Regions from separate parts of the Homo sapiens genome. Here region 2 is linked to region 1. The links are chromatin contacts, found by Hi-C or POLR2A ChIA-PET in ENCODE. All regions are on one chromosome and are shown on one strand. Each heading gives the region's core, a stretch centred on a gene start or an enhancer-like site at or near the end of the contact. The rest is flanking DNA. Distances are from core to core; before and after follow the strand shown.

Region 1 (4,191 bases), core at 1,222-3,721:
TTTGTTGCATCCTCAGGTTTCTAGTTATGTGTTAAAAAAATGATATGTTGAAATCTCTTCAATTTTAGAAGAACCTTGTTATAAAGAACAGAGCTAAAAATATTAGAACCACCTGCCCTTTAGTGTAACAAAATAAACTAGCCTTTTTGGTTTACTTAATTACAGTCTTACCATCAAAAATATATTCTCTAACTTAAAAAAATACTTTTTTGGTAATATTTGATGACATTTCTGATGAGAGCACATAAAAATAAAACAATACTTAAAGATGTGGATATAAAATGCTCAAGGAATCATCATTTAAAAACAGACGGTTCCCTTATTGTTTCTGTTCATGTCAAAAAGCAGGGTTTTTTTTTTACACAGTCTCTGTAGCTCCTAGGAATTTCATTTCTACAGCAGCTTTTGGCCTGTGGGCTGAGCCACTCTTCTTTTGGAATTCTGCAGCAATTTCCTCAAAAGACTTTCCTTTGGTTTCTGGAACTTTAAAAAATGTGAACAGGGTAAAGGCCAGGAGCACTCCAGCAAAGAGGAAAAACACATAAGGTCCACAGAAGTCCTGGATAGAAAGCAAACACAGACTTTGAGTTAGCAGTTTTTTGACCCTCTCTTCTGTTCAGTAAATCTGTGGAATATTAGGCTGCTTACCGCAATGTACTGGAAACACAGAGCTACAATGAAATTGCAGGTCCAATTGCTGAATGCAGCTATTGCTAAAGCAGCAGGACGTGGTCCTTGACTGAAAAACTCAGCCACCATGAACCAGGGGATCGGGCCTGGCCCAATTTCAAAGAAGCTGACAAAGAGGAAGATGGCTATCATGCTCACATAACTCATCCAAGAGAACTTATTCTGAGGAAAAAAACAAAAACAATAGTGGGACTGAGATCATTTGGCTGCTTTTTCCTTTAGCTAAGTAGCCTCTGAGTTCACAGGCGGCATACAACTTTTTCTAATGTATTTTGTTCAAGCAAGTATAAGTTATTCTATTCTGAGAGAAATTATTCTAGTCTGAATCATGCATAACTCTTTAGATTTCTTATAAGGAAATCCTCTGGATTAGGATTTTCCTGTAAAAGAGGCAGGGCAAGGATCCAGTGACCTTTGCTTCTGCTCATACTAAGGTTTCCAGACAAGATGTTTAGCTCCCTGTGAAGTAGTGGATGACAATGCCAGGAGGGCAGAGGTTCAGGTACATGCCCAAGGTCACACAGGAAGCCATGTGGCAGAGTCAGCATTAAAACCCAGTTGGCGGTGAATCCAGAGCCTATGCTCTAACCATGGGTACATGGCCTCCCTGGATGACAACCAGAATTTACATGCTGATATTCAGTCTTAAACCCAAGAAACTAGTTCATCTTTTCTTTATATATCTCCTTTGATTTTATGCTGTTGCTCTGGCTTTATTTCGTAAGTCAGTCTCAAATATTTTTGAATACAAAGCACTTTAACCTGGACCACAGAGGTGCCAGGTACCATCATATGTTAATGAAAAACCTCAGTGCAGGCACCAAACTTACCAGCAGCACAAGTCCCACTGACATGAAGATGGCACAAACAAACATCCCACTCATTCCAATTAGAAAGAGAGAACGTCGCCCTGCCTTCTCCACAAGGAATACCTAGGACAATTTTAAAGAAATTATCTCAGTTTTGTGAGTCACAAAATATTGACTGTTTACTTAAATCATTTTTACTGCCAAAGAGGTCATTTTAATTTATATAACAGATAAGAGGCAATTCCATCCTTCCATTTTACAGGAGTGAGATCAAGGTGGGGAGTGACTCTAGCCCCAGGTGGCAGAGCTAGTTTCAGTGGACAGCGGGTAATGATCAAATATCTGCTTAATTTAGTCACATTGGTTTGAATAGACCATTATAGAGATAGAACCATAATGTTACCACTACTCCAGGATTATCACTTTGGGTACAATATTCACAGACTGTACAGCTGGGGTCTCTTCCAATAGATGTCCTGTACATTTAAAATTTGAAGGTTCCACATTTAAACATGACATTAACTTATTTTCTAATAGTTATCCTAAGTTATAATTACAAGGGTCTGTGCACTATTGACACCGGAAACAGTACAACTGTTCAGGTGTCAACTATTCTCATCCAATTTTCTCACTGCTTAATAAAGTCCTATTATGACCACTCACCTAGCAACATGTGGAATTTGATAATTGAACCAAAATAGGCCTGCATTTTTCTGGTATGCTTAATTGTATCTTGTGCTGGGAGTGAACTATTCGTTTTAAAAGTTAGCACTTTAAAGCAAAGGGTTAAAATGCTTTCTTATCTTAACTGAGGAGATACGTCATTGATTCCTTTAGTTTTGTGGACCTTTGCATTAATGGTTAAGTTTTACAATTAGCCAAGACCAGAGTTTGTTATACTCTTGCCTGATCCTTGGAATATTACCAAGGCTGGTGAGTCACTCTCCCCCTCACCCCCCACAAAACTTCCTGTCATAATTTCTCACTTTGGCACCTGGTGAGCAAGTTGGCTGGCTCATCAGCCTATCAGTAAATCAATAGCAATCCAATGTCTTTAGTATAGTGAGCTCTGGCTCTGAAGACATCTTAGAAACATTTCACCTACAGTGAAAGCCTGTTTCTCAGAGGCACACTCATATCAGAGTTTTAAATCACTTCAGATAAGATGATAAGCTAAGAGCACATATTTAATTATTGAGAAGGAAGTTGGAAAAAACAGACTTTTCTCAAGTTCATTAAATTTCTCTCTATATTTTAACTCTTTTATTATGATGTTCAAAACTGGCTTGGTGCCACCACGTCAAGCTACCAAGAAAATAGAAGCATTTCTTTGTGAATAAGCTCCCTTACTATAAACTCTAAAACTGAACATCTTGAAAATTGAGTTGGCCTCTGTCCCTGAGGCCTGGTGTACACTCAGGATGAGTGTGACAAGGAGTGAGACATGGTCAGTGGCTGGAGATGTCTTCCCAATTAGAACGCTCATCTTTGCCCCAGGGCCTCACGCAAATCCTGGGCTCTTAGTTCCAATTTGGTAGTCACCGCTTCTTTCTCAGTGTCATCCTGCTTCCTAGATCCCTCCATTTTCTTTCTGCTTTTTTTCTCTCAAGATTACAGGCCCTCTTCTACCAGCCCATTAGTGTGGAAGAAAATATAGGATGTGGAACACAATTAGTGTGGAGTTGGGAAAGTCTCTCTTCCCAAAAACAAACTGATGTTCTTCCAATTTGGTGAAACATTAATATATTCAGTGCATATTTCTATTTGCATATTTTTATTTGAAAGTACACACACAATTTGGTAACATTGGTTAATTTTGGGGAGAGAAACTGGGTGACGGAGGGACTATCCTTTTTATACTTTTTGAACTTTAAAACAATGTTTCAAAAATTAATATAATTAAAAATTTTAAATGTGATCTGTAGTCCTGGAGGCTTAATTAATGATTTGGACTGGTTTTAAAAGATTATGTCACTTCCCTGTTCAAAAACTTAAACAGAATCAAAGGATGGACTCTAAAAAGGTACATTCAAAATAATTAGGACACTGTCTTAAACAACTCCTCCCACATCAGTGGGGTTGGGAGCAGGGTGCAAAAATGAAACTTTACAGAAGTTTCCTCTTTAGATTTTTTCAGAATTTAGGCTACCCAATCTTGACAATTTGATGCTTTACATAGAAAATCCTATTATACACAAAATGTTTTAATAATAATCTATCATAAAAAATATGTTGAAGAATTTGTAAAAAATATTCCAGGAGACAAAAGGGTGAATAGTCCCTTGGATTGCACTTCAGAAACAGGTCTTGATTGATTTAGAGTGGCCTTTTGGTTTAAACAGGCCTTATCTCTAAAGGTATGTCTACAGAACCATTGGTGTTTCGTTATTATCTGTTTTTCCTGCTCTTTCCAAGGTCCAGCACTGTTTAATGTGGTCTGGACAAACCTGCCTTTTGATCTGGGTAGCCAGGCTGTAATTTATTGATCACCCTAAGGTAATAGTTAAGAGTTCATGTGCAGAGAATAAAAAACAAGTGACTAAATTATATTGAGTATAGTATTGTGACTAAAATTGAAAAGAATAAACTTTTTGCTGTTTTTATCTTGTTGAACAAAGATAAAAATAAGCTCAATGACTCTCATTCTACAGTGAATTACATTAGTTGGGGAGTTTTTGTCTTTATTGTTGTT
Region 2 (4,524 bases), core at 382-2,881, 360 kb after region 1:
CAGAGAGAGGTAACACCATGATGCATAGTACTTAGGCCAAATTTCAAAGAGCACATCTGACCATAGTATTACTCATCAACTTAATCAGGTAGCCATAAATCTCCTATGCTTCTAGACTAGAAAACAATACTCAAAGAGCGTTCTGTTTTCAATGTTGCTATTCTGTTTTGGGTTCTGTTAGCAGACTTTTTTTTGTTTTTGTCTTTTCTGTCTTGTATTTTCCCCCATCCCCTGTGAACACTGGATTCTTGGTCACATCTTAATTTATGACTATTTACTCAGCTGATTAACCGTAGGCATTCGTCTTATTCAAGCAAATCTTGTTCTGAGCAACAGATAAACTGGAACCCCAAGGACAGAGCAGCCATGGCTCCGTATTAATCATCTGCTCATCCCATTTCCCCATCCTACAGCAGACCATGAAAGCTGGGGTTGCCTCAGAGGGCTTGGCTTCAGGCACCTCCTCCCTGAAGCACTCTCAGAGGGGCATATTCATATGGAGCAGGAGGGAGGCTTTGGTGATTGGCTTCTGTGATAGGTTTCTTGAGGGAATGGAAAGGTTTTGAAGTTCTGAAGTATTTGAAGTGTCTCTTCATAAGTTCACAAGTGGGTACAAAATGGTAGAACAAAATGTACTAAACATTTAGGCCACAAAACATTCATTTTCTCCAGCTGAAATCACCAGAAGTGTTAGCTGGGGAGAAATCAGAATCTGCCTAATTTGCAACTCTTTTGAAGAGAATATAAAATCAGCTTTGCCTCCACCCAAAGAAGAGGACACACTGTCCTGTTTTCACTAACTTTCACTATTTTGACAAAGAGAAAGAATGAGATAACTCTGGCTAAAACTTGTCATGAAAGTATCTGATAGAGGCATCTCTAGCATTCCTGGGTTACTGATGTTATATAACTAAAACCTGTAAGGAAAAAAGTGAATAATGTGATCCTTAATGGAAACGGAAATAGAGAGTCACAGGTATTCCTAACTTGCAGTCATGCAAATTATCCAAGAGATTACATCTCGGTATTGTAGCCAGGTCATCCTCCTCTACAATACCCAGAAATTCTTTCTTTCCATCCTCTATTTCATTGTCTCTCCCCACCCTCAACCCCAAACACACAAACCTAGGCATCCCTGTAAAGGAGGAAATATAAAAGCAAAGAGTAAGCAACTTGCTACAATGCCACACCAGGTAACAGGTAACTGGCCTTCCCCCTGCTTGGAATAGAGGAAAAGTACAAATTATACACCTGGCAAATATTTGCGTGGTCTCCAGAGCAGTAAGATTCATCCATTTGCTCACAAAATCACACAACTGAAGCTGAGCGAATAAATCAATTCAATTCATTTCAACAAACATTTATCAAGCTCCAGTCTGAATATAGAGTTTTTCTGGGGGGAAAAAAAAATCATAATGCACCTGGCTATTGGAGCTGATTTTTTAAGAAGTCTAGAAATTTCTTCCTCCTTTCTGAGAAACGAGGCAACCAACTCCCTTAAATAATCAACACAGATGTATTTTATATTGTAAAATGTAAGTAGCCCAAGGTATGCCGCTTCCTTTTTTGTAGGTGGAAAAGAATCCACTTCTTATCTTTCTGGGAAAACACAATTGTGTTTGTTGTACAAAAACACAGTGTCCCCATTTACTAAGAAATCAATGAGTAATCACCAAGCCATGAATCACCTTTTAGTATTTTTGCTATAAAGATGAGAAGCACTATATATTGAAACAGGCTATGGCATCGCTGCTCTATAGTATAAATTCAGACTTATCAAGAATCTACTTAAAATATTCTAAACATGCAATGGAAGGGCAGGGCAAAACCAATCTTTGCCAAACATTTAAGGAGATGTTATACACAAATTTCCTCCTGGGAAACTTCTGAGTGGAGGTAAGATAATTTAGGCGACTCGATCAGGAGTCATGCTCTACTACTTACCTGGGGGCTTCAAGGGAAGACATTTATAAACTCTCAGACCTAAATTTCTCTCCTTTAAGACAAGGTTAATCATACCTCTTCTATCTAACTTATGGGGTTACTGTGAAGGTCAAATGAAATAATGAATATGAAGGTTTCAAAACCATTGTTTTATGTTTTATGATTGATATCAGTGATGTCAACGTTTAACTCTACAGTCCCAAAGACATGGTAGAAGATGGAAAACAACCTCCAAAAACCCATCTCTGATATCAAAAGTGTGCAATGGGCTATTTAAAAGTTCAGATGAGCTGTGGTTCTTTGTGCTTAGCCACAAAAACAGCCTTAGAATCATAAAGCCAGTTTTAAAAAGAAGGGAAAACAATTTTTTTCTTTGTCCTATTCTCTTCTGTCATATTAGATGGTAGGCGGACACTGTTTTTACTTATCAGGTATCAAACTGCTGTTGGCTACTAAATATTATATTTTGTGTCAGTCTCCTTAATTTATATACTCAAACAGTTGAGATGAAGCAAACCTAAACATATCTCACTGAGTTAGGGCATTCCAAACTCAGCAGAATTTTTTTTTTTTTTTGAGATGGAGTCTCCCTTTGTGGCCCAGGCTGGAGTGTGCAGTGGCATGATCTCAGCTCATTGCAACCTCCATCTCCCAGGTTCAAGTGATTCTTCTGCCTCAGCCTCCCGAGTAGCTGGGATTACAGGCCCAGACCACCACACTCAGCTAGTTTTTGTATTTTTAGCAGAGACGGGGTTTTGCCATTTTGGCCAGGCTGGTCTCAAACTCCTGACCTCAGGTGATCCATCTGCCTCAGCCTCTGTACTTTTTTTTTTTTTTTTTTGGTACATATTTATAACTACCTACTCTGTATTGGTACTAGAGAAACAGTAAGGTAATGTCCCTGACTCAGTTTGGAATAGGAGACAGCCAGACAGAGGATTACAAACAGGTCAGAGTACGGAGAGAAGAGGCAGGGAAAACCATCAAACCCCATTGGGCAGGTGCTGCCTGAACCAAGTGTTAAGGATATAGTATGGTTGCTAGCCAACAGGGGGTGAGGAAGGGCACAGCACGGATAAACAGACACCGTGTGCAGTGTGCACGAATGCCCCGCAATGTGCTACCATAGATGGACACAGTGGGAATCAGGATGGGCCGTAGATGAGGCTGGAGGGGGAGGCAGAGGTCATGTCATAGGAACCTGTGACTGGGGATGTAGAACTGTGCTCCCTGGAGCTCCAAGTGTGGGGCTACTCTGTGGAGGGAGGTAGAGGTGCATCGGGGAGTGTTGTGTCGGCAAAGGGACGGCTCCATGAGGTAGATCCTAACTATCCTCCCAGAACATCCTGCTATTGTGTCAAATACTGGAGTTTCCTGTGGGGGAAAAATGTTTTGCTGCTTTAAAAAATAGTTGATACATTTAAGGTAAAGAGAAATCTCATTTGTAAAATTGTAATAAAAATAACCACAGCCCAGACATTTTAATATAGAAAATGTATTAGTCTGTTTTTGCACTGCTAATAAAGACATACCTGAGACTGAGTAATTTATAAAGGAAAGAGGTTTAATTGACTCACAGTTCCACATGGCCGGGGAAGCCTCACAGTCATGGCCGGAAGTGAATGAGGAGCGAAGTCACATCTTACATGGTGCAGACAAGAATGCTTGTGTAGGGCAACTCCCCTTTATAAAACCATCAGGTCTCTTGAGAGTTATTCACTACACGAGAACAGTATGAGGGAAACTGCCCCCAGGATTCAATCATCTACACCTGGCCCCACCCTTGACCGGGGATTATTACAATTCAAGGTGAGATTTGGGTAGGGAGACAGCCAAACCATATCAGAAAACATACACAATATTCTTTTAGGATTCATACAAAATGCTTGCGTATTTTTTGTGGACTTCTACCTGAGAAGGATCGTTTTATTTAGATATAAACAGGGTAGAAAAATCAAGGGCTTCAGCTGGTTTCAGCTTCCTAGAACAAGATGCAGCCCTGCAGTTGTGGGGCGGTCAGTCACCTGCAGATAATAAAGTGGGCTGTTGGTGAGGTACCTTGGAGGAACGCCAACGTAAGGACAGACAGACATGCAGACCCATTTCAAGCTTGTTGCAGATCCAGTGTTGCAGGACATGACCCAGGAAACCACCACCTCTATAATTAAGTTTTAAGTTTACTAACAGTATTTTTTTAAACAGAGATCAGGGCATGGGGTGGAGTGAGGGATAGTAGGGTATGGGGAGTTAATATTTAACTGGTTCAGGGTTTCAGTTGAGGATGATGAAAAAGTTCTGGAGATGGGTAGTGGTGAAGGTTGCACAACAATGTGAATGTACTTAATGCTGCTGAATTGTATGCTCACTTAAAATGGCTAAGGGGGTAATTACTGTATGTACGTTCTACGATAAGAGAAAGAGGTACCACTAAAAAGATTTCCAGTAAGATAAATTCAGCTAGGAGCCTCATACCACCTCCCTGAATGTGATGCACAGATCAAAACTGAATTTCTCAAGCCATACTCGAAGTATCAACTCGAAGATGTTAAACAGTAACGGGCAAGTTTTCTAAAACAAGAA

What was found. A loop is a pair of places that touch in the nucleus more often than their neighbours do. ChIA-PET counts read pairs that join two places held with the same protein, here RNA polymerase II (POLR2A).
Region 2: a loop to region 1 is called in a map of PC-9, with 3 times the contacts of the local background. The contact joins two enhancer-like sites. A Hi-C loop is called at or near these places in 1 of 168 maps with a recorded cell type or tissue (PC-9). POLR2A ChIA-PET finds 5 or more read pairs at or near these places in 1 of 52 experiments (A673).

What each region holds. Positions count from the first base shown.
Region 1 is chr3:170,997,545-171,001,735 of GRCh38, forward strand. It overlaps SLC2A2 (solute carrier family 2 member 2), which reads right to left. Exons shown (of 11, transcript NM_000340.2): 9 at 1,521-1,622; 10 at 649-852; 11 at 1-559. The coding sequence ends at 359. Among named protein-coding and RNA genes, the nearest start is that of SLC2A2, 27 kb to the right of the region's middle. Within about 2 kb of position 2,472, at least 5 of the 41 ENCODE cell types and tissues checked have a DNase peak (open chromatin) inside an H3K27ac peak, as active enhancers do; they include PC-9, where a contact is called at or near this core.
Region 2 is chr3:171,354,785-171,359,308 of GRCh38, forward strand. All of the region lies in intron 2 of TNIK (TRAF2 and NCK interacting kinase), which reads right to left. Among named protein-coding and RNA genes, the nearest start is that of TNIK, 100 kb to the right of the region's middle. Within about 2 kb of position 1,632, at least 6 of the 41 ENCODE cell types and tissues checked have a DNase peak (open chromatin) inside an H3K27ac peak, as active enhancers do; they include PC-9, where a contact is called at or near this core.